Regions from separate parts of the Homo sapiens genome. Here regions 2 and 3 are each linked to region 1. Evidence: chromatin loops called from intact Hi-C (ENCODE). Cell type or tissue: psoas muscle. All regions are shown on one strand. Links, peaks and the distances in the headings refer to the core of each region. The heading gives the core; the rest is flanking DNA. Region 1 overlaps RYR3 (ryanodine receptor 3). Region 2 has its middle 18 kb from the start of RYR3-DT. Region 3 has its middle 40 kb from the start of FMN1.

The links. A loop is a pair of places that touch in the nucleus more often than their neighbours do. Peaks named below come from ENCODE experiments on the same cell type or tissue, not always from the same donor. Only the 100,000 strongest peaks of a DNase experiment are listed, where the experiment ranks them.
Region 2: a loop joins it to region 1, with 4 times the contacts of the local background. A loop is called at or near these places in 87 of 110 quality-filtered maps.
Region 3: it touches region 1 in a loop (2.6-fold over the local background); 45 of 110 quality-filtered maps call a loop at or near these places.

The regions. Positions count from the first base shown.
Region 1 is chr15:33,695,600-33,705,715 of GRCh38, forward strand. It overlaps RYR3 (ryanodine receptor 3), which reads left to right. Exons shown (of 104, transcript NM_001036.6): 39 at 619-892; 40 at 2,283-2,397; 41 at 4,105-4,234; 42 at 5,378-5,481. Among named protein-coding and RNA genes, the nearest start is that of CHRM5, 270 kb to the right of the region's middle. In psoas muscle, for the core only: CTCF peaks have their summits at 4,281 and 5,315 (motif pointing left); a DNase peak (open chromatin) is centred at 5,312; H3K4me3 peaks cover 346 bases; H3K27ac peaks cover 307 bases.
Region 2 is chr15:33,288,061-33,298,176 of GRCh38, forward strand. No RefSeq gene overlaps it. Among named protein-coding and RNA genes, the nearest start is that of RYR3-DT, 18 kb to the right of the region's middle. In psoas muscle, for the core only: a CTCF peak has its summit at 4,840 (motif pointing right); no DNase peak of the experiment used is centred there; H3K4me3 peaks cover 1,320 bases; H3K27ac peaks cover 1,594 bases.
Region 3 is chr15:33,229,834-33,239,949 of GRCh38, forward strand. It overlaps the pseudogene TMCO5B. Among named protein-coding and RNA genes, the nearest start is that of FMN1, 40 kb to the left of the region's middle. RefSeq lists a silencer at 8,392-8,561. In psoas muscle, for the core only: a CTCF peak has its summit at 4,263 (motif pointing right); no DNase peak of the experiment used is centred there.

The DNA.
Region 1 (10,116 bases), core at 772-8,771:
TTGTAAAGCCTTTAGATCTGTTCTCTCAGCCCAGTGTGGATGCAAGTATTGTTTAATCAAAATAGAATAGTTAGCACCCTCAACTCATAATTGGGATATTCTTTTATTGTTATATAGCCGGTTTATTTGTCTTTTGATGATATATTCTACTTCTGTGCATGTCATAACCCACCCTTAAAATACAAAAAAAAAATTTTTTTTTTTGAGACAGAGTCTCACTCTGTTGCCCAGGCTGCAGTGCAGTGATGCAGTGGTGGCTTACCGCACCCTCAACCTCCAAGGCTCAAGCAGTCCTCCCACCTCAGCCTCCCAAGCAGCTGACTACAGGCGTGTGCAACCACACCCAGCTTTTTTTTTTTTTTTTTTTTTTTTTTTGGTAGCAACAGGGTCTCGCTTTGTGGCCCAGGCTGGTCTCAAACTGCTAGGCTCAAGAAATCCTTCAGCCTCAGCCTCCCAAATTGCTAGGATTATAGGCATGAGCCACTGCACATTGCCTATAATAAGAATTTTGTAACCTCAACCAATGATGTGTCTTCTATTTGCATGAAGTGGCTGAAACACCCAGCTCTCCCTGAGCCATGACAGCCACAGTCCTGCTCCCTCCTGTTGTCCTTCCAGCAACATTGAAGGAACTCATCTCACAGACGATGATCTGCTGGGCCCAGGAGGACCAGATCCAGGATTCAGAGCTGGTCCGAATGATGTTCAACCTCCTCCGGAGGCAGTATGACAGCATTGGGGAGCTGCTGCAGGCGCTGCGGAAGACCTACACCATCAGCCACACCTCTGTAAGCGACACCATCAACCTGCTGGCTGCCCTGGGCCAAATCCGCTCCCTCCTCAGTGTCAGGATGGGCAAGGAAGAGGAGTTGCTCATGATCAATGGGCTGGGGTAGGTGATTCACGGTTACGTGCTGTTCTCTCTAGGAGCTTTAAGTGGGAAAACTGACTTACCTTGATATAGAGATATAGTGGAATCAAATCATATTAAATCTTTGTGTGAACTGATTCCAATTTCACTCCTCATGGAGTCATATCCTTTGCAACCTGAGAGACCCAACTACTCACAGTGAAAGGCATTGCTAAAAGTATGGAGGAGTCTTGGGGAAAAGCAGTTACTTGATTTTAATCTTTTGAAAATAGCCCCAGGGAGCCCATGAAAACATCTGGAGGAAGGGACGGTGTGTTCAACCCAAGACAGAAATGATCTGAGCACCTGAGCTTTTGACTCGAAATCTTCCGAAACTTCCCTCTGAAAAATTGCCACCTGATCTCTCCCTTTTCTCAGGACTAACCTAGAGTCGTTTTTGTTAGTTCATTGAGATAACTTTCCCCTTAACAGTAGCTCATGGCTCTCCCTTAGAAGCCATGTAGTCAAAAAAAATTCATAGCATTTTAGACATCAAAAGGGTTTCCTATAATCACGTAGGGTAGCACTTCTGTTTTGCAGATGAGAACACCAAGGCCCAAAAAGATTCACTAACCAGCCTACAGTTTTACTTTATTAGAATCAAGAACTAGACCTACAGACAACCTCCTACCTAACTTTTCATCCTACCACCCTTGAGCCAGCATACCAAAGGAGCATCACCAAGGTGCAGGAAAGGGACCTTCAGGATCCTTGGAGGGAAATGCACTCATTCGTCAAACTCATTTCCAAAGAGAAATCTTACATAAATGAAGCGACTTTTATGGGAAGACAATACAGTTAGATAATTATTCTCTCCCCAGCCTTCGTAGTAGACATAGCAGAAGTAAAAACTGGCAATTGGAGGTGGTGTTTCCTGCAACCCTCAAGAGAAGGGGAATGGGCAGCCAGAAAGTAACCACCCAGCAAGGGAGTACACAGCAAATTACCAGGCTGTTTCTGTATTTTGATTTGCATGCAGCTTTACTCTGTGAATTTATATTGGATGACTTAAAGATGTAATTGTTCTTACATCTTAATGTCGTGAGTTTTTAAAGACTATTGTCCAAAAGCTTCATTGATATCTAAAATTATTACAAGAAAAAATAAAACAAGGGATGTTTAATAGGTCATCAGAAAGAAATGTTTCAAAGAGAAAAAGCAAGTACTTAGAAATAGAGGAGCACAGAATATTTCAGTCAGCTAAAATGGCCCTCCACATATATTCCAGCTGAACTAGTGCTTTCTTATTATCTTTTCAGCCTGTTACTTTCATATTATTTTGCCCTCTCGTGTGTTTGTGTGTTCTCATCCCTGAATTTTCATAGCATATAAATAAGCAGGTGCTGAAGACTCTCTCTGATCCTTATCCTAGAGACATAATGAACAACAAGGTGTTTTACCAGCATCCCAACCTCATGAGAGTCCTGGGCATGCACGAGACGGTGATGGAGGTGATGGTGAACGTGTTGGGTACAGAGAAATCTCAGGTAATGCTAAAAGGAGAACCTAGCCAGAACTTGTCCCTTGAGGCAGGAGCACGAGGTGACTTGTTCAGAGCCACGTGGCTGGTGTCCCTTGCCTCAGTTTCTCTTCCAGGGAGAGGAAGGGATAGGCACAGTGCCAAGAAGGAGCCAAGCGATGGGATAATGCTGCTGGACGGAATCCCATTGTGTAAGAGCTCTTGAAGCTTGGAGACTTTCTTCATTAATCCCACTGGGCTATTCAGTTGCTAAGTTTACTTCCCGTATTCGGCAGCCCTGCTCTTTCCAAGATGGAATCACTCACTTCCACTTAGGAGCCTGGTGTGTTTTGTGCTGAGTCAGGAGAAGGCTGTTCTAAAGGAGAACAAGATCTCAATAGTGATCCTGGCAGTGTTTCCCCAGAAGTGTTGATGTTTCCTCTGTCAACCGAACTCCTGAAGAAGCCAGGTTTCCTTGCCAGCTCCCTCATAAGGAGCCCGCATCAGGGGGAGCTCCTGTTGCTAAGGGGAGAGTTGTGGGGATAGGACACAACTGGACATTTATCCCAGCTGGGCTGGGGACCTCCTCACGGTTAAACTGCTTCCACAGGCAGTAGATCGGGTATGGCTTCAAATGTTGGAAATTCCAGAGTGCCAGGGTCCTAGGAAGGGATGATTTCTGGTGCAGTTTCATCAGTGCTACTGGGGAGGGGGTGGGTGTGTAGAAGGAACAGAAGCCAGGGTCACGTTCCTCATGGGCTTCCTTCTGATCTCTTGGGAAAGTGAAATCTCTCCAGAAGATCCCTGAGCACATGTCTGGATGCCTCAGCGAGCAGATAGACTACAAGTTTCTGAACCTTATTGCTTAGAGCATCCTCTGTGATATTAAAGGAGGAAATCAAGGTTGTCTTAGGATCCCGAGCAAGGTTAACACTGGCACCATTTATTGAGCACTGTAGGATCAAAACTAAGATTTGGCCCAACCTAGAGATGCTGGTTACTTTGTTAAGTAGAAAAGCCAAGTACAATCAACAGTAATGTAAGATGGCATCTTCATGCTAGACTGCATGAATCAAATTACAAGTGCTATGGAATCCCATAGAAGAGCAATTATCAATGACAAAAGTAGTCAGGGAAGACTCAGAGAGCGATGCCTTTCAGACTTGCGTAACTGTAGAGGCCAGCCTTGACCCAGGGCACTTGGGCTTTGATATACTGGTGGGCCTTATGTGTCTACGATCACCTGTGTCTGTCTGTCTGTCTGTCTGTCTCTCTCTCTCTCTCTCCCCCCCTTTCTCTCTCTCCCCCCTCCTCACTCTCTCCTCTTTCTCTCCTCACTCTTTCCTCACTTTCTCTCCTCACTTTCTCTCCTCTCTGTCTCTCCTCTCTCTCTCATCTCACTCACTCTCTCTCCTCTCTCTCTCTCTCATCTCTCTCTGTCTCTGAATTCTGTCCACTCCCTTCCTACTTGGAAACAATAGCCTGGTAGAAGGTCATGCAATTTCACATGACTTCCGAGGATGATTGGGATTCTTGTTTGACATCTATTTCTCTTGGAGGAAAGATATTTCAGGAACTATAACTCCTATGAATAAGTCTTGAGAAAAAAAATGGAAGGAGAAAGTTCATTTTTCCAAGTGTTCACACTTTACCCACTTAAGACTCTGAGGTCAGAGTTTTCAGAAAGGCCTCATGATAGATTCTTTTGTCTGACACTTTCTACTTCTCCCTACAGATTGCATTTCCAAAGATGGTTGCTAGCTGCTGCCGTTTCCTTTGCTATTTCTGTCGAATTAGCCGGCAAAATCAGAAGGCCATGTTTGAGCATCTGAGTTATCTTCTGGAGAATAGCAGTGTTGGCCTAGGTGCGTAAGTCTTCTTGTAACTTCCACATCCAAACTCGAAGGTTACACTCCCCCTTTTGACCACTTAGGAAAATACAGGGAAAGGAGCCACATGCACGCTGTGATATTTGTAAATACTAGAAGAGACTCTGCCTGATTTAAAACAATTGAAGTAACGATGCCACAAGAACGTTCTCCAACAGAAGTAGAGATGTTGCTACCAGCCAAGATTGGTGACAGTTTAGTGTTGGCATAGTCGTACAGTTTTACCTCATCTCTCTTGGGACCAGTGGCCCATGGTTTACAAAATGCCCCTGGGATTGCAGGTATAGTCTGGGGGCACAGCTCTTCCCAGCCCACTCAACTGACCAGGGAGCAGTGCTGATGAGACCAAGGTCATGGATCGGATCTCGTCTTGGCAGGCTGGCTGCAGGCTGCATACCTGTCCATCAACCTCCCAGCAAGTGCTTTCCTTAGCGGGGAGGCAGACTGGCCAAGAGCAATCGTGGATAAACAGTGTAAATCCACCACTACCACTAGAAAAGCAAGTCACTGCATATGCCTTACTCACTGTTCTGGGTATAAACGAAATGAATGTGTGTAATACACAAATACTTGCACTTGAAAACTGAAGTTTCACGGGTTTTTATTTCTCAAATGCAACCTCAGGCTACTAACCTTTTTGTAAAATGCCACCTGAAGTTTTTCTTAATTCTAGCCTGAGAACCAAACAAACAAGTCAAAAACAACATTGGTGACCTGGTGAAACTATATGAGCTAATGCTGTTTGATGCTATTTTTAAACTCTAGGTGGTAGCCCCAGAAATATACAGGTTCCACTGGGCTTAGTTGGTCGAGTGGCATCTGATATGGGGGCCTCAAGAAGTTTTGTGTTAGAAAAGCACTTGGAAATACATGGTCCCGGTTGGTAGTGTGAACCGATTTTGTATTAATTCGTATTCACGGCAATGAATGTGGGGAGGAAGGATAGCTAATAGAGCTGTTCTTAATGCAAGCGGACTGTCCCATTGGAGAACGGTCATGTAAGCCAGGTTTCAGTGTGTTTGCTGCCCTCTCCTGTCCGCTTACGTGCACTGCAGTCTCAGCTCAGCACTGAGTGTCTTCCTCTGTCCTTTTCTTGCTAATTCTCCCCTCCTCCCTCAGCCTCCCCGTCGATGAGGGGATCCACCCCGCTGGATGTGGCAGCTTCCTCTGTGATGGACAACAATGAGTTAGCGCTGAGCTTAGAGGAACCAGACCTCGAGAAGGTAACCGGCCCTTGGGGTGGCAGTGTGGTGTTCTCTTCGGCCTGTAGTGCAGCTAAGCTAAGGATAAGCAGACCACGGATGGAGTCTCTGTCACTGTATCGTCATCTTGGTGGGCTTGTAGGGAAAGTGTGAAAGAATGTGAGTAACCGGTAGCAGCACAACGATTATGACCAAGGGATCTCCTGTGAACACAGGTAGCCAACTTCAGAGACATGTGGACATTTGTGTTCTTCGTGTGTGGAAGCCCAGCCTCGTTGGTCTACATGGAACATTACCAGATGCCGGTGGTTCCTAATAAAGTTCTGCGTAATTTACAGATTTATAAATCTACCTATGGAAGGAAGAGACATGGCAGAATACTGTATAATCAGTGTCCTTTCCATGTGTAACTGAGACAAACTGAGCTGCCCTCTGCTGGGAGTGTGGATGAAGCTCCTGGTGGTGGAGCTGGTTGAGGCGGCCTCACTACGTCTTTTCCCCATCCCTTTCTTTAAATGATGTCCTTGACCGGAGGGCTGACAGGATTCACAGTGTGACCTTCTGAGTGGAGCAGAGCAACCTGGAGGGGGAGGGGGGTGGAGAGGAGGGACGTGGGCAAGTCAAAGACAAATCAAAGGTCATCATTATGTAGGGGGTTTGGGAGCACACGGAAAAGGGCACCTGAGCCTGACTAGGGGATTGGGAAGGTCACTCAGAAACAGTCATGACTTGAGGGATGAGTAGAAGCTGATCAGCCGCATTGTTGGGGAAGCATGCCAGGGATGTTTGCATGTCCGAGAGGAGAGTATGGCGTGCTGGGGAATAGGAGACTGGGTATGACTGAAGCACAGAGTACCTGGGGGATGTGGTGAGAATGCAGCAGAAGCAGTGAGGAATTGAACTTATGCTACCATTTCTATTACTAAAAGAAATTCATGCTCATACACTGTGCCAGGCTTTATTCTGAATGCTTCCCACAAATGAACTCACGTGACCCTCAGACCAAGCCCTTTCATTGTTGCCTGCCAGTTACGGGCAAGGAAGTGGAGGCATAAAGAGATTGGGTGGCATCCTCAGTGTCATGCGGTTAGTCAGTGGCACAGCCAGGCATCGAGAGCGCTGGGCTGTGGAGGCAGTGCTCCTACCCATTTTATTACAGGAGGTCACCGTAGAGCCAAGAGTGGTGGAAACCACTGGAGAGTATTAGGCAAAGGGGCAACACGATACAATTCATATTTTAGAAAACACCCCAGTTTCAGTAAGAAGAACTGAACAGAAACAAGTCTTGAGGCAAGGAGGAGAGTTTTGGTAGTAATCAAAGCCCAAGACTGTGCTGGCTTCAATTAATATTGATGCAGTGGGTGTGAGAAGCGTTTGAAGCCAGGGGACCGATCTATCACAGGACAAGTTGCAGCCATTAATTAGATATCAGTTCAGCCCATGTTTTCCTCCAAGGAGTGCAGGAGGTAGAGCAGATCTGAGGAGGCCGGCGATGAGTTTGGGGTCTGTCAAGTTTAAGGGGCCCCAGGGCTCCCAAATGGCATTGTCAAGTAGGGAATTGACGACCTGGCAGTATATCTCAGGAGAGCTCTCTGAGCTGCAGATAGAGCACACAGAGGGTGGTTGAAGCGCTGGGGGTACATGAGGTGACTCCAAGGGCTGGTCTGGAGCAAGAAAAGAAGCATAGCCAGGCCAGAGCCCTGAGGACCACCAGCATATTTAAGGGAGTCGCTGAGGAAAAGGCACCAACAAAAAACAGGAAGAGGAGCAGCCAAAAGGATGAGAAAACCCAGCAAATCTAGTATCTGAGAAGCTGAGAGGGAAAATTGAGAAATAAATACACATTTTTTTCTTCGTGTCGCATAGTGAACGTGGGGTGGCTCAAAGAAGACAGGGTGAGGAAAGAGAGAGAGGGGTTGTCTTGATTAAACGATTGTGGCAGCAGATGGCCTTCCTCTAGCTGAGGCAGCCACACAGAACACAGATTTACCACTCACGAAGATTCTGCTGTTTCAGGCCTTGGCAGAGAATCATTGGCCAAGCTGCAAAACCATGTCTGATCTATTAAGATGAGATGATAATTACCCACCAATAATTCGTTGACATTTTTCAGTTAGTAAATTCTATTTCAAATGCATTCAACTGATAATTACTGAGGGCCTATCATGAACCAGACAGACAAAACGCCCGTGTTTGTGCAGCATATTTCTAATGGGAGGAACTTTCCTTGTAGTCAGAGAGGATATTACTTTGCTGGGGCTGCCATAACAAAGTACCACAGGTTGGGTGACATAAACATCGGAAATTTATTTTCTCACAGTTCTGGAAGCTGGAAGTCCAAGATCGAGGTGTGCGCAGGTTTGGTTTCTTCTGAGGCTTCACCTCCTGGCTTGCAGATGGCCACTGTTTTGCTGTGTCCTCACGTAGTCTTTTCTTTGTGTGCACGTATCCTTGCTATCTCTCTGTGTGTCCAGATTTCCTCCTCTTGAAGGACATGACCCCAACAACTCAGTTTAACTTAATCACCTCTTTACAGCCCCTATATCCAAATACAGAAACATTCTGGGATATTGAGGGTTAGGGCTTCCACATGAAATTTGCGGGAGACAATTTAGCCCATGACAGAGGGGTTTGTCTTTGAGTTGGTCATTTTATTTTGTTCTTTAAAGTATTTTGAAATATCAGACATTTTTACAATAATATTTTGAGGCGACAAATTTAAGTGAAAGCATTTTTTTTTATTTTGTCAGATTCAATCAGTATTTCCAATGGACTTCATTGGGTCCCTTATAAATCATTAAGTTAAAAGCAGGAATCAAGGAAAGAATCTATTTACTGGCCTTATCAAATATGATGTTTATCAAACAACCCAATACCATAATAATACCATAATAGAAGAACCTTGCTTTTTAACATTCTGTTAAAAGAGGGCAGTCATGGTGGCTCACGCCTGTAATCCCAGCACTTCAGGAGGCCGAGGCAGGTGAATCATTTGAGGTCAGGAGTTCAAGACCAGTCTGGCCAACATAGCAAAACCCCATCTCTACTAAAAAGAAATACAAAAGTTAGCCAGGCATGGTGGTTGGTGCCTATAGTCCCAGCTACTCAGGAGGCTGAGGCAGGAGAATTGTTTGATCCCGGGAGGCAGAGGTTGCAGTGAGCCGAGATCATGCCACTGCACTCCAGCCTGGGAGCCTGGGTGACAGAGCGAGACTCCGTCTCAAAAAAAAAAAAAAAGAAAGAAAAAAATCTGCTGAAAGAAGTCCCAGTCAATATAACTTACGGTTAACTTTAATAAGCAATCCCAGCTGCAAACGGAGTAAGTGAAAATGACCAGACCAGAGGGAAATGTTAGAAGTTGCTCCTCCAGGCTCTGTAGGCCTGTGTTGTGAAGGGTACCAGCCACCTCCTGCATACACACAAGACTCAAGCACCATGCCACCTGTCGTGAGAGCTTCCATAAATGCTGTGTCTATTCATGGTCTCTGCATCTAGAGGGAGAGACCTCAGCCAAACTCTGTTATTCGTACATTTAGATGACAATAAATAGCTCAGTGTTTTAGGTGGTATGACGATAACCGATGCTTGTGTGAAAAGCAGCTGAATGGGTCTTTTTGGACAAGGCAATGCCACAAGGTTTTGAACTCCATATCCTATTCTCAGCCTCAGTTCATCTTTTGAAACAGTGTTGCTCAGCAAAGACATGGAGCCTCCATTGGAAGAAGTCAGATGTGATTAACGCAGGCCAGCAAGCTGGAGAGGGAAGAAATGGGCGCTTTGGGAAATCTGTAAAGGGGATGAGGTTTGCCACACCGTTTTCAAGTAGTTGGGGTGGCTTAGCACACTGCTATAGACTTTATTCAGCCCAATGTCAGGAAATTACCCAAGTTTGGTTCACAGGAAAGAACAGCAAAGGACTGGTATGCTGGAGTTTCTTCCTTCTATTGATCACGCCAGAAATTAGATCATTTAGGATTGAACAGTAGCCCTACCCCAACACATACACACACGCATATGCACACACACATGCACACACACTCTTTCTCTCTCTCTCTCTCTCTCTCTCTCTCTCTCTCATATGGGCAATTATAGCAGCCTGTGAAATGTCTGCACCTGCAATCTTGAAAACTCTGCCCAATTCTGGCCCTTATTGATGCTTCCCTGACATTTTAAAGACAAAATCAAATCTGAACTCTAAGCAGAATATTATCTTTACTGGTTTAAGAAGGAAAAAGTGTGGTGATAGATTCTTGCTGAGTTTGGCCTTATTTTTATTATACTTGCAAAATAGAATATTTGACATCAGCAAGTAAGTGATTCATTGAACAAACATTTATTGAACAGCTACTATGTGCTAGGCCCTGGAGGTTAAAAAAAATCTTAAAAAACACCATCTCTGACTTTGAGGATTTTGGAGCACTGTGGATTCTCCTCTTCTCTGTGTATACATAAGATATCAAAGGTGAAATTAGAATAGCAACTGCGTTTTAATCAAAGGTATATTTGCCAGGCTTTTTGCCTGAAAGCTGCTGAAAAGTAGAACAGAATCTAAAATCTTCTGTAAGATCCTAGCACAGAGATCTCGTGATAAGTGTCTGGTAACCTGGAAGCAAAGAGACCACCACCAGTCCCAGTCCTTAATGGATGGGGATCTCT
Region 2 (10,116 bases), core at 1,218-9,217, 410 kb before region 1:
TTTCCCCTGCTTTCCTATGCACTTCTTCTTGCTGCTGCCATGTGAAAAAAGGACTTGTTTCCCTTTCTGCCATGATTGTAAGTTTCCTGAGGTCTTCCCAGCCCTACAGAACTGTGAGTCAATTAAACCTCTTTCCTTTATAAATTACCCAGTCTTGAATATTTCTTCATAGCAGCGTGAGAATGGACTAATACCCCATCTGAAAATATCCATATTTTCTCCCCAGTCATGGAATCATCCTTTCACTTTACTGATCCTCTCTTGCCTTTATTTAGAGTTTTATATTGATCACCATCAAAATTAAAATGGAATTATGAAATATAAGCCTATGAGCACTTAAAAAAAGGAAGCAGTAATTGTTAGTAGCCAGCATCCTACAGTCAGGGCCAGGTACACCAGCATAATGTCATTTCCTTTTGTGATAAGATTGTGACACTGAAGGCTCAGGAAAAGAACAGAGGCATCTCCATCTGAGCAAGGCATGTGACCAAATCCTAAAGTGTGGACCAGGTACAGAAATGGTGAGCTGCACAGATTCCTAGCCCCTGGAACCCTCCTCTCCCAACATTGGGGCCCCCGATCCCCAACCTGAGGCTCAGCCTCGCCCTGTCTCAAGGAAAGAGGCTATTAGGTGGTGTAGCCCAGGTCACAACAGTGGCCAGTCTAACTTAGACTCTGTGTGGTATTTTTAGTCGGCTTTCTTGCTCCTGAAACCAAGTCCCCACTTGGTGTCCAAGTTCTAGTGACTACGTGTAGTTCTTATTTGTCTTCTATGCCTCAGTGTTCATCTGTTACCTCCAGCCCCATGTTTTTATCTTAATTATAGCTTCTCCTAGAAACTGAAGTCCTGCCCTTGACTCATAGCTGGGGCTTTAGATTCTAGATTGTTTCCTTGATGCTAAATGTTTCTTGGATTTCTAAATATCTGCCTCTGTAATCCCTATCACTCCGCTCCCTTCACTTTTTAGAATAAGCCCATTACGGTATGTGATCCTCATTCTCTGCCTTGCCCAGTTGACTACTTGCTTGTTGTCTGTTCCCATAATTTCTAGATATTGCTGCTGCCTGTATCTGGAACTGAGTTCCCTTCAGCTCTGACATGTGGATTGGTCTTCTGATGCCTGACCTCTCCTTTGGCAGGTATACTTTTATGTAGGATCCTTTCTAAGTTGTCCTAACCTGCCATTCCTGACCATAGATAGCCAAACTGTCTCTCATTACTGCAGAGTGTCAGCTAATTAAACATCCACGTATGTGGGCAGTTGACTGTGGGGTCAATGTCAGTTTTGCAGAATATCTTTAGAGGATACTGAAGGGCTCTGGATTTGGTGCTGCTGTGCTGTTCAACTTTTTTGTTTCAAGGGCTAGAAGAAAGCTAGAGAAAGAATGTTTATCAGGTTTTCAGATGATCTGTAGCTCTTGGGAAGTAGTAAATATAATCCTTTAATACTTTGAGAATATTCTAAGACTACTATGAAAGGGCAAGACAAGTAATATACATATTACAATCAATAAATGTAAAGACCTTTACTTAGTTTCTAAAGGTAACTTCTCAAGTACAGGAAAAGAAAAAATATATTACCATAGTGATCAACACTTGGCAATCCAGCAGCACTGAACTATAAGTAACTCCTTTTTACATCATGCTGCTTCTCATTCTCTGGCTTTGACTTGACTTTTCTCTTCCACGAAGATATTCCTTCCCCACTGCTTTCATCTGCCTAACTCCTCCCCATGCTGTAAGACTCAGTCTCCTCCCCAGAGCCTAATTTGACAACCCAGCCTGTGCTATTTGCTTTTCTTCTGTAGCTCAATGTGTTCCTCCTCCTTGTAGTGAACACATTACGGAATAGGTATATGGCCTGTATCCGTCTCCCAGAGGAGGCTGTGAGATCTCTAACAACTGGGGCCAGTTCTTCTTCATCTTTTATATCCAGTGCTTAGCCAGGCCGTGGCACATAGTGAATGTTGATTAAGTGTCTGAAGATGCTGGAACAGGCTTGGTCCTCCTCTAGGAGTGAGCCCATACAAGATCTAAAATTGCTTCAAGTTACTTTTCTGAATTCCACCTCTGAAACCTGCTTTTTTATCCTTGTCTATCCCTTATTGAAGCCATTTCACTTTGGCTGTTAATATTTATCTTGACTTGCTCCTCAGATAATAAGTTTTTAGTTCTCGGTTGCTTTTGGGCCTACCCTCAAATTGGAGTTCCTTCTTTATTTTCTCCTTAGCCTGGGCCCCCAAACCCAGGACAAGGACTGGCCTGTTTACTCCTCTGCCCACATGCCCAGCTTCTGTTCCTGAGACCCAGCAAGGACGAAAGGCATTTCCTCGACTAGCCCTGTCCTGCCCCCTCTCTCCTCCCACCACACACCATGCTCTCTTTGGCTAGGATGATGGCTGCAGCAGCAGGGCCTGAGGCTTTAGTTGACTTCAAGTATAAGACAAGCTATCAGCGTGTTATAGCTGCAAGAAAAGCACATGCTTTTGCATAATTCACGAGTACAGTATAATAAATATCATGAGAGGAAGCGACTCCATTACACTCTAAATAGATAGATCCAATTCAGGCATCACATTTAAGAATCATACAAATTTAGTTCCTCTACAGAAAGCAAACCAGAATGCAGAAAGATTTTCAGGCCCTCTTCTGGAAAATGGATAACCCAGGGCTACACGAGTTCAATATGTGAATACCTGTTATAGAAAAAAATGTTAGAAATAGCATAGCTTTCTAAGTAGAGATTAAATTAAGTAAAGATTTTTGCTTAGTATAAGAGAAATTTCCTCTCAATAAGAACTATTCAAATGCAAATGACTGTTTTTATAGATAATAGTCCATCATTTTATATGTATAATTAAAAAATATAATATGTAATTATATATAATTTATAATATATACTTTTATATTTATATCATACAGATTATATATATGCTATATTTTTTAAGAGTGTTAGGAACAATTCTTGGATACTAGATATTCTACAGAATATTTATGTACTCTTGAGATAGATTGGACTACATAATCTGTAAGATCCCTTTAGCTTCTGAAATTCCAATCCTGTTAATGTATAAAGCACCCATGTCAGCCTATTTTCTAAATTTATACATGTCTTATTGGTCCTACTATATTGCAAGCTCCTTGAATACAGGGATATTATATCTAATTCACCTTTGCTACCCTTGTAACAGTACATACATATTATACAGACTTGCTCAATAGGCATCTGATGAATAAATGTATGAATGTATGGATGGATGGATGAATGGATGGATGGATAGATGAATAGATGGATCAAACAAAAACCATGTGGACTTCTCTAAGAGATTTTATGTGATCTTGAGAAATCCTTCAATTTCTTTCTCCAATTAATGAAACGAACATTAACTAAGGATCCGACTACCTGCAGTGTTAGAGGAAATAGTAAATGTGTAATTTAAAGACGCTGGAAACGTACAAATGTTAGGCAAAAACAGTAAAACAGTATTTTGTTAATGATATTTGTTCCTGTCTCAAATCCTTCTATTAAAATTTAACTTTTTTTCAAATTATGGAATTTTATAGCTGACATTGAAGGCTCAGATGCATTTTTATCTGAGATTAATTTTTTTTACTATGCCATATTCTTTGTAAGAAATCTTCACAGGGCCATAAAATCTTTTTGTGGCATGGGTTAGAATACATTAACTCAATAATATGGCTTTAGTTATACTGCCTAATTTCAATGTGAGAAAAAATACCAACTTCACTATTAATTATTAACAGTAGCAGAAGTAGCATAAACACATGTTTGTCAGGGCTTAAAGCAAGATACTATTCCTTTATTCCCCCTAGGATTGATATGAATTTGTCCTCGCAGTTCACATCTGTTGGGTTACGTGCTGCAGCCCCAAATCCCACCTGATTTACCCTATTCACAGCTACAGTAATAGCAGGGTGAGCTCCTGACCAAAGCCAGATCCATCACAGCCCTTTTCCTCAAAATCTGAGCTTGAGATTAAATATCAGCCTCTCTCCTCATAGCTGTGCCTATTACATGTTAAATCTGATGCTCACTTCTGCCATGTTTCCCAATGTATTCCGAATAATTGAGGAAGTCTTCCTGGCTATTTGTTGTTTAAATTGCCTTTATAATGTATATGTATATATTATTGGGTCTCTGCTGATTGTAGTCTTCTGGAGAGCATTTATTAATTGAGATTCTTTGGGTTACAAGTAACATTGTAGGTAGTTTAAGAAAAAATCGTAAATCTAGCTTAAGGCTATTGGTACATCTAATGGAATCCAAGACCACAGAGCTAGATAGACGGTATCAGCACTAGCACCCTGCCTGCTGATTAAGCCTGTTGCTTGGACAATTTTCAAAATTCAATTATTCACTTATTAAAATTTTTTCTCACCTCCTGTATATTTGCAGTGATTATTGGCCCTTTTTATTTTTCAAGTCCATTTCAAGTAGGTTTATGAAGATTGTCCTGGCTGAGGTCATCTTTTTATAAGCCAGAGTGTTTTATTTGCCATTAACAATGAAAGCGTATTTATCAAACATGCTATCAATCTCAGTAACACAGAATCCCTATTAATGACATATTTCTGATAGAACAGTACAGTGAATATTACTTAGGTTCTTCAAGATCCCAAATTGCTTCCTGAAGTCTTTACAAGAAATGAAACAGAAACTGTAATTAGGTCTTTAGTGTTTCTTCATTCCATTAAAAAGTATCAGTTTGTATTTGCAACATATGATAGCGCCAACAGAATATTTAATTAGCTCAAATCTAAGGCATTGCAGAGGATACACAGGCTTTATCAGAAGATAGATTAGCTCTGTGCCACCAGAGGGCGACCTAACCTAATTATGTGGAAGTGTGAGACTCCGGAGGGGTTAAAATCTAGAGTGAGCCCTAAATGGTTGAGGGGCGGGAAAGGAATTACAAACAAGAACATATACAATGGAAAATTAGAATCAGCACACACAAGCCTACAATTTTCCAAGTCTTCCTAGTCATAGTTTCTTGCTTCCGAAAAACTTGTTTCATTCATTAAGGACATATATTAACTGTTTGCTACCTGATATTTTAATGCCTTGCCTTGGCTATTTTTAATCCTTGCTATTGCCTCATTGCAGGCGGTGGTCATCATTTAAGTGTTTCTTTAGGTTAAATAATTATGTAGAAAGTAACGCACTGCAATATTTGTAACTCACTGCCTAAGATGGAAAGGAGGCCCTGAGCCACTCCAAACACACAGGGACCCTCATGAGGCATCATCCCATTACTGTCCCTGTTCGCTTCCCCACTGTTATTATAGCAACTGTGCTCTCATGGTCTAACCCAAATTCCTAGCAGTATAGTACAAACCCACTTTCTCCTCTTTTGTCTTCAGTAGTGATGGGAGCAGCTTGTGACACATACAAAAAGTTTTGTTATATCCTTTCCTTGGACTTTTATTCTTCCACTGAAATCATGTGCATTCTTTTTAGCTTATTTTCAGACATTATATAACATTGCTACTTTCTTTCCAATTTTCCTGTTATTTTGATGCTCTCTTTTAAAACAATAGAATTGCTTGTTTTAAAATCATTATAACTAATAACAAAAATAGTTATTCTGGCTGATTTCATTTTTAGTTTTCCTCTCGTGGCGTCAAGCAGGAGTCCATCTGTGTGCCATTGGTGAAATGGTGGTGTTTACTTTGGTTTTCATTCAAACACATATCAGAGCCAGCCATTCAGTCTGAGTTCATCCTGCCTTCTATTCCTTCAGCAGGCGAACATGAAAGCAGAGTCTCCACGCCCGTCTCCAGACAAACAGCCTATCGCTGCCTGAAATCGGTGCTTTGATTCTCAAATGCAGCTACTGGGCAACTCACAGTCCCCTGCGTACTGAAGGCAGTTTCCTAGGCAGACCACCGGCACAGCCCAGACCGCAGGGGCCTGTGAGCGGACGAACCTCTGAAGTTATGTGGCTGCTGTCCCGAGTGGTGTACACGTTTCTCACCGCATTCATCCCTAAGAATATCTCATGGAGACAATCTTTCCTGGGAGACAGGTCACGCAGCGGTTGCAATAGGTGTGACAAGCTTCCAAGCTATGTGTCGCACTGCAAATATGTGGGCATTAAGGAGTGTGTTTTCCTGGCTCCAGACCCGAAAACTAACTCTGCCCAAGATAACTAGCTGCCCCAGGACTCAGGGCAAACAAACAAACATGCTGCCCGGCCAATGCTGTGTCCTTTCTGCTCTAGCGAGAGAAGCTCCTGTTAAAACACAAACACAATCTTGTTGGATAGTAGGGGATTGTCGCAAACTCACACACAGCAGACGGTCAAAGTGGAGGCATATTTTCTTTAGTGAATAAGAGATTCTTTTCCTCCTTCTATTTTCATTCTTTGGGCTGTCGATGAGGATGAAAAAGAAGCAAGACATGATCTGCTTTTTCCATTCCCATTCTTAGCAAGGGCAGTGGCAAATAATTGGTCTCTCTAGAGCGTAGCATATTAAATATTAACTACCAAATAAGAACAGAAAGTCTCTTTCCAGCCCCATGATTCTGCCTAACACAAAAAAGTAGTTAACATTTTTTCAGATCTTTTGCTGTGTCAGGCACCCACGCTAAATAAGTACTTGGTATACATTATATCATTTAATTTTCACCACAACCTTTTCAGGTAGTATTACTGTTATTCCCATTTTACAGATAGGGAAGTTGAGGCCGGTCGAGTATAGGAAATTTGCTCAAGTTCTCACAGCTGGTAAGCTATAGAGATGAGCTTTGAATCAGCATTTGTAACCATACTCTAGTCAGGACTTGAACAGTGTACTAGAATAGAGCATGTACACAGATAGGACACATTGGGTTCTATTCACCAGTCATAAATCTTCACTGAAGAACTTATGCTGTAAAAATAGGTTTCATATCCTGCCAGTTTCTCTAACTGAAGGAAAATTCCAGAATCTGATGGGCTTTGTGGTTCTATGGACCAATGAAAGGCACCAGGCTGCAGAGAACAGGTTCCAGCTTGAATGGTGCATGGACGTTTCTCCTGTCTGTATCTCTCACCAAGTGAACTCACATGACAGCTGCAATGGCTGTGGGAGGGTGGGTATTCCAAACTGCTCAGGTTTTAGCCTTGAGGTGGACATTAATCTTCTTGAGCTGTAAGACAGATGCCCCCTTATTCTAAATTAATACATTTTATACAATTGAAGATTAATAGATATCAATCAATCCATACCTACAGAGTATGTATCCGGCATTCAAAGTCTTGCTGGATTCTGTAGAAGATAAAAAAATATATACACAACATGGCTTCTGGTGTGAATTTAGCCATTAGCAAGAAGGAGAGGACTCGAGGTTCCATGGCCACTCTAAGCTGTTCCCAATTCCTGGGGCCAGTCACCCATAAAGGCACATTTTGCTTTTTGTTTCAGCAAGACCATAATCAATGGTATACAACAGTGGTTACTCAACAAGCTTTTTGCTCTTAGGATTCCTTGGACTCTTAAAAATTGTTGAGAACCCAAAGAGCTTTTGTTTATGTGGATTACATCTAATAATATTTACCACATTAAAGATTAAAACAGGCCGGGCGCGGTGGCTCACGCCTGTAATCCCAACACTTTGGGAGGCCGAGGCGGGTGGATCATGAGGTCAGGAGATTGAGACCATCCTGGCCAACACGGTGAAACCCGTCTGTACTAAAAATACAAAGAATTAGCCGGGCGTGGTGGCGGGCACCTGTAGTCCCAGCTACTCGGGAGGCTGAGGCAGGAGAATGGCATGAACCCAGGAGGTGGAGCTTGCAGTGAGCCGAGATCGCACCACTGCACTCCAGCCTGGGTGACAGAGCGAGACTCCGTCTCAAAAAAAAAAAAAAAAAAAAAAAAAAAAAGAAAGATTAAAACAGATCACTTAAAATATTTACTTATAAGTTATTTTAAAATAATGATAATACATCCACATGTATTTTATGAAAAATGACTGCATTGTTCCCCCAGATTAGTGAGAAAAATGTCATTGTTTTAGATTTTTAAAAAATATTGTATTGAATGGCCTAATAAAAGACAGCACAACTCTATCTTCTTCTTCAATTATAATCTGTTGTGACATGTTGTTTTGATTCAAGTATATAAAGAAAATATGCTTCACCTGGGTATGTAGTTGGAAAAGGAGGATCTAGCCAACTTCCTGGAAGTGTCACAGAGACCCCTAGAGGTCCTCAGGCCACACTTTGAGACCAGTTATCATTATGTAGGGTGTGGGCACAGGCAGCTTGCATGGCTTAACATCAGCCTATGACCATGTATTGGTAAAAATATAGAGATGTGGTATGACTCTGGGTGCCCTACAAGGCAGCTACCTGAATGGCAGGATTTGAGAAGCATGATGAGGTCCTCCTGCCCCAAATTATCTCCCTTTCACTGGCTCCTCACGGTGCAAGAGCCTGATGATTAGTTTAATCTTTGGATGAAGACACTGAATGCTCCAATTTAAATTCAGATTTATTGATCATCCTTTAAATAAACTTGTATTAAGTGACATAAATGTGCAAGACTTGGAGCTAGGAACATAACTGTGAATAAGAGAGAATAATAGAACAATTGATTAGTCAGTAGTTTCCTGAGAGAATGGAAAATAGGATAAGCAAGTGTTGATTGTATGGAGTGGCAGAAAAAGTCTAAAGAGGATATTATCAAGGCCTAATTCAGGCCAAACTAGAGGTGGCCAGCGTGGAATGACTTGAGGGATATCTGGAATTCTCATCTGGGGAAAAATAGTATCTTTGAAAACTCAAATGAGAAAATTCACTTCTTCTAGTTATTCAATTCTTTTAAAATGAAAATATGCCTCCTTCTCCCTATCAGTATAAAGACCACTATCAGAACTATTGGATATTCCTGCCTGCTGTGTCATTCAGGACTCAACAGAATACACACACACACACACACCCCACACACACATACCGATTTACTGCAAGAAATTATGCAACAGGGAGGCTAGGCATGTACAAATCTGTAGGGCCAGTTAGCTGTCAAGAAGGGCAAGCTGGAAACTCCTGGGCAGGAGACGATGTTGCAGCCTTCAGGCAAAATATCTGCTTCTGCAGAGAAACCTCAGTTTCAACTAATTAGATCAGGCCCACCCAGATTATCCAGGATAATCTCCTTTACCTTAAATTGACTGATAGTAGATATTAATCACATCTACAAGATGCTTTCACGACATGCCTGGATTAGTGCTTGGTTGAATAACTGGAGATCATAGCTTAGCCAAGATGAGACATAAAACTGACGAGTGCATTACTTTATTGTAAATTTTTCAACTTCTCCTTCCCTAAAATGTTTTATAAATTAAAAAAATTCAACACCTAGGGACTAAAAAATGAAAAGAAAAATACAGAGCAGTAAGATAGAAAGAGAAAGCTGGTCAAGAGGTGGGGAATGGAAGGAAGAGAGACAAGGAAAGCCTGGAAACTGCCACAGAGAGACATGCAAAATTAGAGAGGGGTGAGGCCCAGGGACAGGAACAGAGAGGAAAGGGTGACTGTTCCGGAGTCTAACTGCTCTTATCACTAACTTTAAATTAGGAATTCGAGAAATAATCATTATTCATAACTCTTCATTTTCCTTATTCTTGGTGCTGAATGGAATCGCTGTCTGAGTTTGCCAGGTAGGAAAATATAACTCTTGGAGCTCAAGTGACTGGAAACTTACTAACTTTAAATCCTAGCTGGAGCTGGCCTCTGGGATACAGCTTCCCCATTCCTGCACTCTCTGTTGAGACAGGTTTGGTTCTTGCAAGTTTGCCTAGGGAAAATGTGACCTGTCTCTTCTTTTGGTCAAGGTCTCGAGCTCTGTCGTCAGACCGTGCGGAAGGAATCCTTTAGGATGGTCCCAGTGAACTCCACCTCTTGATATTCATGCCCTTTGTGTTATCTCATCACTGTTAGTGTGGGCTGAGGCTAATGATTTGCTTCTTATGAATACAATATGGCAGAGTGATGTGATATCACTTCTGCAATTAGGTTTGCATCTTGCTTTCACTCTCTGTCTGTCTGAATCTTCCCATGTACTTGTTTTAGTGAAGCAAGCTGCTATGTTGTAAGTCACCTTAT
Region 3 (10,116 bases), core at 1,133-9,132, 470 kb before region 1:
ATTGCATCACCGCTGTCCAGCATAGGTGACAGAGCAAGACTGTCTCCAAAAAATAAAAAAGACAATGGCCTAATAATTCCTTTAAGTCCCCCCGATCCCCTATGGAACCCAGCCCTTCCATTTTTTACTCATACTAAGGTATAAATGGCCTGTGATGCTTTAATAAAGCATTTATCCAAAGCTTTTTAAAATCTTTAATGGGAATTATTAAACTAGAAGAATAATTGGGCTCCAAAGTAAAATTTACGACAATGAATAGAAGGATTTTGGGTCCCTATACTATCTTTGAACAAATTACAGAGGAGACAGGAAAATAAGTGATGGAAAATAACTGACTACACTTACTGATTCAATGGTTCTGAGTAGTAGGTTAATACTGCTGACTTCAAAGGTCTTTATTACACCTGAGTACGAAAGGCAAATGTTCTGGGGGAGGCCAGAGGTGGCCCATGAGTCCTGTCTCTGCTGCTTACCAGATTGATAATTTTAGGCTACTCTCCTAACTGTGAAATGGAGATCGTATGACCTATCTAACACAATGTCTGCAATACAGTAGATGACCAAGAAGTGTGGGCATCAATAGTTCTGGGCCCCTACTAAGTCAGCATTTATACCTCAGAGAAGCTTCAGAGTTACCTCTAACCTTGATATTGAGAGCTGGGATCTGCCACAAAATGAAGAGGTTTTGAGGGCATGATTCCTTACTCATTCTTAAACTGCTCTTCCCCACCCCCCCCCCCCCACCCCTTCACTGCACTGCATTCATGCGTTGCAGTGTCTGGTACATAGTAGAAACTCCATAAATATTTACTAAACTAAGCCTTTATATGGAAGGTCTTAACTCACTCTTTTTTTCGGGGGGCAGGGGGGATGGAGTCTCATTCTGTTGCCCAGGCTGGAGTGCAGTGGCATGATTGATCTTGGCTCACTGCAACCTCTGCCTCCTGGTTCAAGCGATTCTCCTGCCTCAGCCTCCCAAGTAGCTGGGATTATAGGCATGCACCACCATCCTGGCTAATTTTTGTACTTTTAGTAGAGACAGGGTTTCACCATGTTGGCCAGGCTGGTCTTGAACTCCTGGCCTCAAGTGATCCACCTGCCTTGGTCTCCCAAAGTGCTGGGATTACAGGCGTGAGCCACCACGCACGGCCTTAACTCATTCTTAAGAAACACTACTGCTGAGACTCTTGACAAGAAAAAGTGGCATAAGCAATTCCAGGCTTCCAGAGGAATCCTCTGGGAAAGAGGCTAAGATTGCTGGGAAGGCTGAAACCTGGGGGTCTTAGAGAACATTAGGAAGAGGTTGGTTCTTACTCACCCAAGGACCTAAATGAACTGGTTCATAGAATCAATGTCAGCATGAATGATTTTAGAAATCACCTGGAAGTCAACCCCAGGCCCAGAGAGGGTATATGGCTTGTATAAAATCAAATAAATAACAAAATTGCTAAAACTAGAGTCTAAGGCTTGACTCCTGTTCAGTGCTTTTTTCCAGACAACACTGGAACTTGCCAAGAGATATTGAGTGGAATTTTTTAAAAAGGTACTTTGGAATAAGAAGTGAAAGGGATAGGCCAATTCCTAGAGCAAAGGCTATAATGTTGACAGATAAGAGTCCTATTTCACATCAGCCTTCTCTGTTAAGGAAATTGATCTCCAGCATGATAAAAAGGATAGTCCAAAACAGTTAACAGGTAATTACGTTTTAAGATAGGTAATAAGATAGAGAAGCCTAATTCATTTAATTGAATTTGAGCCTTCACACCCAAAGAAATTCCATTTCAGAATACTGAAAGAATTGCCCTGTTGTAACACTCTCCCTGGGGGAGAGTATTATATTATTAACTACTTTAAGGGAAGAGTTAACTAGCTGCCTGAGGTCAACAATTAGTACAAGGCCAAAGGAGATGTCACAGCCAAGCCTCTCTGCATCCAAACTTGAGCAATTTCCACTCTACCAGGTCACTAAGTGAGCTGATGAATTCCTTCATAGAATCTGGGTTTTGAAGCATTGCAACAAAATAAAATGAAGCACCCAAACCAACAAAATGAAATTTAACTCAGCAAGTGGAAAGTCCTGTGCGTAGCATAGTTTTAAAAATCTTTACAAATACAAAACAGAGGAGATGTAGAGTAAGAAGAATTTATGTTCAAAAGGGTTAGGAATCTTGGTGGACTCCAAGCCCATATCTTTGTGTGAAACAGCTGCCAAAATCGCTAGCAAAATCTTAGAAAGCATTAATAAAGGCATAATGTTCAGAATAAAAGGAGAATAGGGCTACCGTACTTCACCAGGCAGACATCATCTATAGTACTGTATTCCGTTTAGCTCTGTAGGGTTCCAGGGAAGGATAAATAAGATAACACACAATCTAAAAGTTATGCCATATGAACTGAAAGGACTTGGGAATGTTCATTTTGGAGAACAGAAGGCTGTTCAATTTTAGTGACTAAAATATGAAGGAGGCAGTCATTTTTCTGTGTCACTTTATAAAATAACACTAAGATTAATTAGTAGATAAAAGCAAAGGAAAAGAAAGCTTGTGTTGGTTGAATAGCACTACATGCTGCTTGTGCTACGTGCTTTATATTATTTTGTTAAAACCTTTCAGAAACAGATGGATAGTTTGGGAGTGGTGAGCTCCCTGTGACTGGAAATCAGATCCCTAGCTCAGCACTGCTCAGTTAAAGCAGTGGCGGCCAGGCGTGGTGGCTCACGACTGTAATCCCAGTAGTTTGGGAGGCTGAGGTGGGAGGATCATTTAAGGCCAGGAGTTCAAGACCTGCCTGGGCAGCAGGAAGACCCGTCTCTACAAAAAACAGAAAGAATTAGCTGGGCATGGTGGCACGTGCCTGTGGTCCCAGTTACTCGGGAGGCTGAGGCAAGAGAATCGCTTGAACCCTCGGCGGGTGGAGGTTGCATTGAGCTGAGATCACGCCACTGCATTCCAGCCTGGGCAACAGAGTGAGACTCCATCTCAAAAATAAATAAAATAAAATAAAATAAAATAGAGACAGGTTTCCGTTACGTTGCCCAGACTGGTCTCAAACTCCTGGGCTTAAGCAATCTTCCCAGCACAGGGGGCTGAGGTGGGAGCATTGCTTGGGCCTGGGAGGTTGAGGATGCAGTGAGCTGTGGTCACGCCACTATACTTTAGCCTGGGTGACAGAGCAAGGCTTTGTCTCAAAAAAAAAAAATTATTATTTTTTAAAGAAGCAGCCATCACTCTTCTGCTTCCAAGATTTAAGAATGCCATTCAGGCCCTTCTGAAGCCAGCTTCCTATTGGAGGCAGGCTCTCTGGGGGCAGCAAAAGCAACTGTGTGTCAGCAACATGAATTTCTAGCAGTTTCAAGGTTTCAAATCCCCACTAGATGGCTGACTGTAAGGGGCTACCTAGTCCATATTAGCCCAAGCTGCTGCTTTCTAGCCAGGTTTAGACGTTGGGATAGGCCCATGTTTGTCTAGGGTTGTGTCTGCAGGGAGGGCTAGGTGGTAGAGGAGAGCCTGAGTGTTCTACGAGTTGATGAGGAATTGTGTGACGGGATGGGAATGGGATACTTCTCTAGGCCAGCCACAGCCATTCTTCTCACATAGACCTGTAGTCTTAGAGTCACCCAACCACTGAAGCCCTGTGGCCTAGGACACGTTCTGGCCAGTGGACAATGTATCAGCCAGGGTCCTGTCCTAGCAGAACCAGAATTCAACTTGGAGGATTCCGATGAAGAGACTTTAATGAAGGGACCATTACAGAAGTGTGAGCAGGGAATCTGCAAAGGAACCTCAGCATCACGGGCACCCTCCAACCTCAAGACCATGTCTTTGCTGTCTCTTCATCTACCACCGGCTGAATCCTTCATCTCATTCTGGTCTTTGTTATAATGCCACTCTCTCAATGAACATTGTGACTGCTTCTCCTCAGCACTCCCTCTTCCCCGCTGAACTTTGTTATATCACTTAACATCATCCAATATTTGCATATTTAATTATGTGTTTATTGTCTGCCTCTATCCACTAGAATGTGAGCAGAGATTTTTGTCTGTTGTGTTCATTGCTATATCCCAGCACTTAGAACACTGCCTAGCCCAAGGAAGATGCTCAGTAAGTATTCGTTGAATGAATGAATTAATAGATGAATGAAGACTAATTGGACTTATTAGAACACATAGAGAAAATTATCCAATGGTGACATCCGATCCCTCTTTCTTGCTTCAATTTGTTAATCACTCCTTTGGGTGAAGCCACTTGAAATGCAAAAGGCTTTCAGTTGGCCACGAGAGGGTGATATTGGCCAGTTTTTCATTTTATAGATACCTTGTTCTGAGATCATTCACTCTCTTCTTCCCCAGACCTCAGAAAGAAAACCTGAGACAGGGCCATGTCTACAGCCAAAGTAAACATACAGTGTGTTTCTTCTGCCCGGATGCTGTCCAAGTGAAATTCAATTAAAACCTACATCAATAAAGGTTTCTAAAGGAGAGAAGGTCACTAGAAAGTAAGAGTGTAGGGAATGTGTAGGCAGAAGAAACAGGCAAAGAAAGGCATCTCCACCACTTTGGTAACCATGGAGATGCCACCAGCCGGCTAGATGACCTCGGGTTTTGTGCCACATTCTTCTACTTCCCTTCCCTCTGCACCATCCAGGCTCCGTGTGGCTGTCCCTGCAAAAGTGTGAGCTTTCACAATACAGGGTCTAGGCTCACGGTTCCAATTGTGACCCTCCAAGTGCTCAGGGAAAGAAATACAGATTACTCAAGGAATCATTCCCTCTTTTGCTAAATCCTACTTTGTGAACATACTGTGTGAAGGGAACATGTGGGATGATACAGAAATAAAGGGGCCATCAGCCCCAAGGTCAAGGCACCCAGTGATGACACTGTGAGGCAGAAGTGGACAGGGCAGTATGGGATGCCCAGAGAAGGTTTCAGGAGCTTCTGGAAGGCAAAAGAGGCTGTCTTCAGTGAGAAGGGGGCAGAGGCAGCCATATGGGAGTGAGGACATTTGAACTGGGATTGAAGGATAGGTAGGTACACATTTGTGTTTGGCTGTATCTCAAGCACTTTCTGGTTTTATACGCTGCTTTTAATTGCACCTGAATTTTAGGATACTTTTCTTCTCATTTAAGAATGAGTAACCACCCGTTTAAATGAAAAAGATCAGTTTTTTTCCACATCTTAATCTTATAAGACATAGCATGATATAAAATAAAATAAGCTTGTAGGGGAGATAATGTGTTGTTAAAACAGTAGAAGAGGAAAAGCTTTCTATCCACCCCAGTGGTTCCTAATTTAAGTGCCCTTATGTACACCACAAAGAGACTGGAGAATCTAACAAATGAACACATTATTATTATTATTACTATTATCATTATTATTATTATTATTATTATTATTGAGACGTCTCACTCTGTCACCCAGGCTGGAGTGCAGTGGCGCAATCTCGGCTCACTGCAACCTCTGCCTCCCCAGTTCAAGCAATACTCCCTCCTCAGCCTCCCGAGTAGCTGGGATTACAGGTGCGTGCCACCACACCCAGGTAGGGTAAGTATACGATGGTTTAAGTTTTTAAAAATATAGAGCAGAGAATGGAAGTCCTGAGGGGAGTTTTTGTTATCTCGCCTTAAGTGCAGCTTTTCTCAACAGCAAAAGGTGGAACTTGTGAATACCTAGTGAGGGGTCCCAGGACTCACAGACTAAATTCACAGACCAACACTGTGGACTCTCGTCAAACATATTCTTTATTTGAAAGAGAGACATTCCAGAGGGAAAGCAGGGAAAGAATGAAATGAAAAACTCAGATGTCAAGTAGCGGCTCTGAGTCAAAGGCTTCCACATCCTTCCTGGCCATCCCCAACATGGGGCCACAGCCACGGTCACCTCCACTCAGGTGTGGGGTGATGCCCCCAGGTCACCCCAGACTAGTGTGGTAGTGCTTCTTCCACTGCTAGAGTGAGGAAGGGATGTGAGACCTTCCTCAGACTCTCCAAGGTGCCCCTGCTCAGCACCAGGGGCAGGACATCCACGAGAAGATCTGGGTTTATGTACTGCAGGTGGAAAATCACATAAGCCAGCAACCTAATAAAGACTAAGACCATGAAGGTGAGATACTGGAAATACCTGCAAAGAGATGTTCATTATTTGCATGAGAAAAAAGACAGCCCGAGGTCAAGCAGTGAAAGGCAAACCTCACAGTCATAAATGGCTGGTGAATTGCTTTCTTCAGGCAAAGTTGATAGGGGAAAGTAGGGAATGGGGCTTTTTATTAAAGTGCCACTTGAAGCTCTTCAGGGTCAATATTCTTGTTTCAAAAATTAAAAAAGCAAAGGCACAGAGAGTTTAAGGATCTTTTTTCTAAAATTTCTAAGCATGAAGATAACTAAGAAAATTAATGCACTCTGAACTTTTTTCCCAACAAGGAATATCACAGAGGTAATCAAGCTCAGGACTTGAAAAAATGGAAAGGTGCTATACCTAGGATCATAAGAATGAAAATTAAAAGTTAAATGCAACCTACATCTTTATCCCAAATTTCTCAGAAATAGCCACACATTTCTCCAGCTATTTATAGCTGCTGTTTAACTCTGGTGTTATAATTCTGCATTGAGAAAAGTAAGAATGGTTGGGAGAAATTTGGGGCTGCCTTATGTATTCTGATCAGTGGATGATGTGTTTATTCTTGTTCTTTTGGCCCTTATCAGGTAATGTGTAGAGTGAAATGTGGTCTAGGCTAGGTAAAAGCAAGATTCTTCCGCTTACTTGTACCAACACCTTCTCTCCTGTTTCTTAATGGTGGTCCTCTCCTGTGGGAAGCAATGAAAAATCACAGCTATGGCTTTTCGTGTGTTCACAGAGAGGCAGAATAGCAGAGACCCTGGAGTCAGGATGCCTGGGTTTGAATTCTGGCTCTGCCACCTCCTAGCTTCCATGGTGTGGGGTAGGAACTAAACCTCATTATTTCCTAATTATAGGATTATTAAAGAGGAGGGAGAGAGAGAGAGAGAGAGAGAGAGAGAGAGAGAGAGAGAGAGAGAGAGAAGCTAGGAGAGGGAAGGGATAGAGGAAAACCCAGGTTTGGAATAGGAAAAACTGGCCATGTTTCTTTGGGTGGTGTCTGCCAAAATTGATCCCGGTTTCACTGTTTGAGAGGAGTCATCCTGGGCTTTGGATCTAGGTAAGAGATCAGAGCCAAGAATTAGGTAACATAATCTGAGAGGCTGATGAAAGGTGCTTTCCTAAGTTACGCGGTATCTACGATTCATATCCTAGACTCTTACTAACATTCACAATGCTCAACATTTAAAATCCATAATTGCTAAACTTATAAAGAACCAGGAAAATGTGATTCATTTTTAAAAGAAGACAATCAATGAAAACTAAGCTGGATATAACCCTGATGTTGGATTCAAACTGCAGTTTGTGTCTTGGTGGCAGCTCAAGTTTCAGTTGTGGTCTTATGTCCTCAGCTGGGCTGCTCACACATTGCCCTGAGCATGCATGGTTTGGAAGTCCAGTCAGAGATTCAGGTATAGTTTAGACACAGATTTAGGAACTCCCCATGTCTGACTCTCTACTTTTTCCCCAGTATCTTTGGCTGCCTCAAACTCTTTATTCTCTATTTTGTTAGTCCAAAAAGACTATAGGTTTTCTCTGCTGGTGCATCTTACACACCCAGTTTGGTCTTTCTTCAGGCTAGAAACTATAAAAATAGGGGAAATAATGCCCATCATTCTCTTTTTCCAAGTGCCAGATCCCTTCCAGAATCTGCTTGCTTTTATTCACTCGCCAATACCTTCTGTTCATTGTTTGTTCATTTGTTTTATTTTGTTTTGTTATCCTAAGTTTCATTTTATGCAATAGGATTGAGTCCATTAATGGAAATGCCTGTAAATAATACCAGCAAATAATGCCTGCAAATGCTTGCAAATAATTCAATAAAGCAAGAAAAAGAAATAAAAAGATAAAGACTGAAAAGGAAAAAGTACAATTGTTATTATTTATAGTTGAGAAGCTAAAAGAAATTTTTAGAATAGGTGAATTTAGTGAGATTAATGATACAAGTTCAATATATAGAAACCAATTGTATTTCTATGCACTAACAGTAATCAATTAAAAAATCAAGGCTGGCATGTTGGCTCACACCTGCAATCCTAGCACTTTGGGAGGCCAAGGTGGGAGGATCGCTTAAGCCCAGGAGTTTGAGACCAGCCTGGGCAACATAGTGGGACCCTGTCTCTATTTTATTTTATTATTTTATTTTTATTTTTTGAGATGGAGTTTCGCTCTGTCACCCAGGCTGGAGTACAGTGGCATAACCTCCTCCTCCCGGGTTCAAGCAATTCTCCTGCCTCAGCCTCCCAAGTAGCTGGGACTACAGGCATGTGCCACCACACCTGGCTTTTTTATTTTTTTTATTTTTTTATTTTTAGTAGAGACAGAGTTTCACCATGTTAGTCAGGCTGGTCTCGAACTCCTGACCTCAGGTAATCCACCTGCCTCAGCTTCCCAAAGTGCTGGGATTCCAGGCATGAGCCACCACACCTGGCCACCGTCTCTATTTTATTTTTAATATTAATAAAAAAAGAAAATCAAATTAACACAGCATTCACAGTTGCATTAAAAATATTAAATACCTAGGAATAAATCTGATGGAAAGTGTATAAGAACACCACACAGAAAACTGTAAAACGTTATTTTGAGAAATTAAATATCTAAATAAACGAAGGGATAAAGATATCATGGTGTGTGAAACTATTGTTTATTTTTATTATTCTTTTTGAGATAGCATCTCACTCGGTGGTCCAGGCTGGAATACAGTGGTGCAATATATCTCACTTTTACCTCAACCTCCTGGGCTCAAACCATCCTCCTGCCTCAGCCTCCTGAGTAGCTAGGACTATAGGCACACACAACCATGCCCAGATAATTTGTTTTATTTTTTGTAGAGATAGAGTCTTGCTATGTTGCCCAGGCTAGTCTCGATCTCCTGGCCTCAATAGAACCTCCCCCGCCCCACAGTCTCCCAAAACACTGACATTACAGGCATGAGCCACAGCACCTGGCCATGGAAAATTATTGTTTAGATACTAATTATCCTCTCACTTTATCTATAGATTCCATGTAACTCCAATCAACATCTCAGCAAGGTTTTTTGTTTTTGTTTTGGTAGAAGTTGAAAAACCGATTTTAAAATTTATATAGAAATTCAAGGGGCCAAGAAAGCCAAGATAATCGTGCAGAATTTAAGCTACCATATCAATACTAATTATAAAGCTATAATAATTAGTGTAGTTTTGGCACAAGGATAGGAACAGAGACTAATTGTACAGAATAAAGCATCCAGAAACACTCACACATATATGGTCACCAGACATAAAATAAGACACCACTGCAAATGAATAGTATCTTCAATAAATTGTGCTGGATCAATTGGATATCCATATGGAAAAAAAACCCCACAAATTTTAATCTCTACCTCACACCACAGAAAAGAAAATAAATTCCAAAAGAATGTAAACCTGAGTAAAAGGTAAATGATAAAAAATTCTAGGGGAAACCACAGAGAGTAGTTTTATGACCTCTAAAAGGCAGAAAGCAAAAAAGAATGGATTGACACATTTCACAGATTAGATTTTTTTCTAAATTAATAACTATTGTTTATCCAAAATGTCATTAAGAAAGTAAAAAAGGAAAGCCTCAGAATAGACTATAATACACACATTTGACAAAGGATCTTATGAAAAAAATAAGGAACTCCTACAAATCAATTAGAAAAAGACTAACCATCTCACAGATGCAGGCGAAAGACATGTCACAAAAGAGGACATTCAAATTTCCAAACTGTGTGAAAAGCTGTAAGACATCATTATTAATCAGCAATAAAATGCACATAAAATATCATTATTGAGTAATAAAATGTTTTTTAAATCAAAATTGTATACATCACTACACCCTTCTGCCAGAATAGCTAAAATCATAAAGGCTATAAATACTGAGTGAAAGTAAGGATGAGGAATAGCTAGAACTCTTGTACATTTTTTATGGGAGGGGATATTGGTACAGGCACTTTGGAAAATTGTTCAGCTTATCTAGTAAACCAAAGATGTATATACTCTGTGACC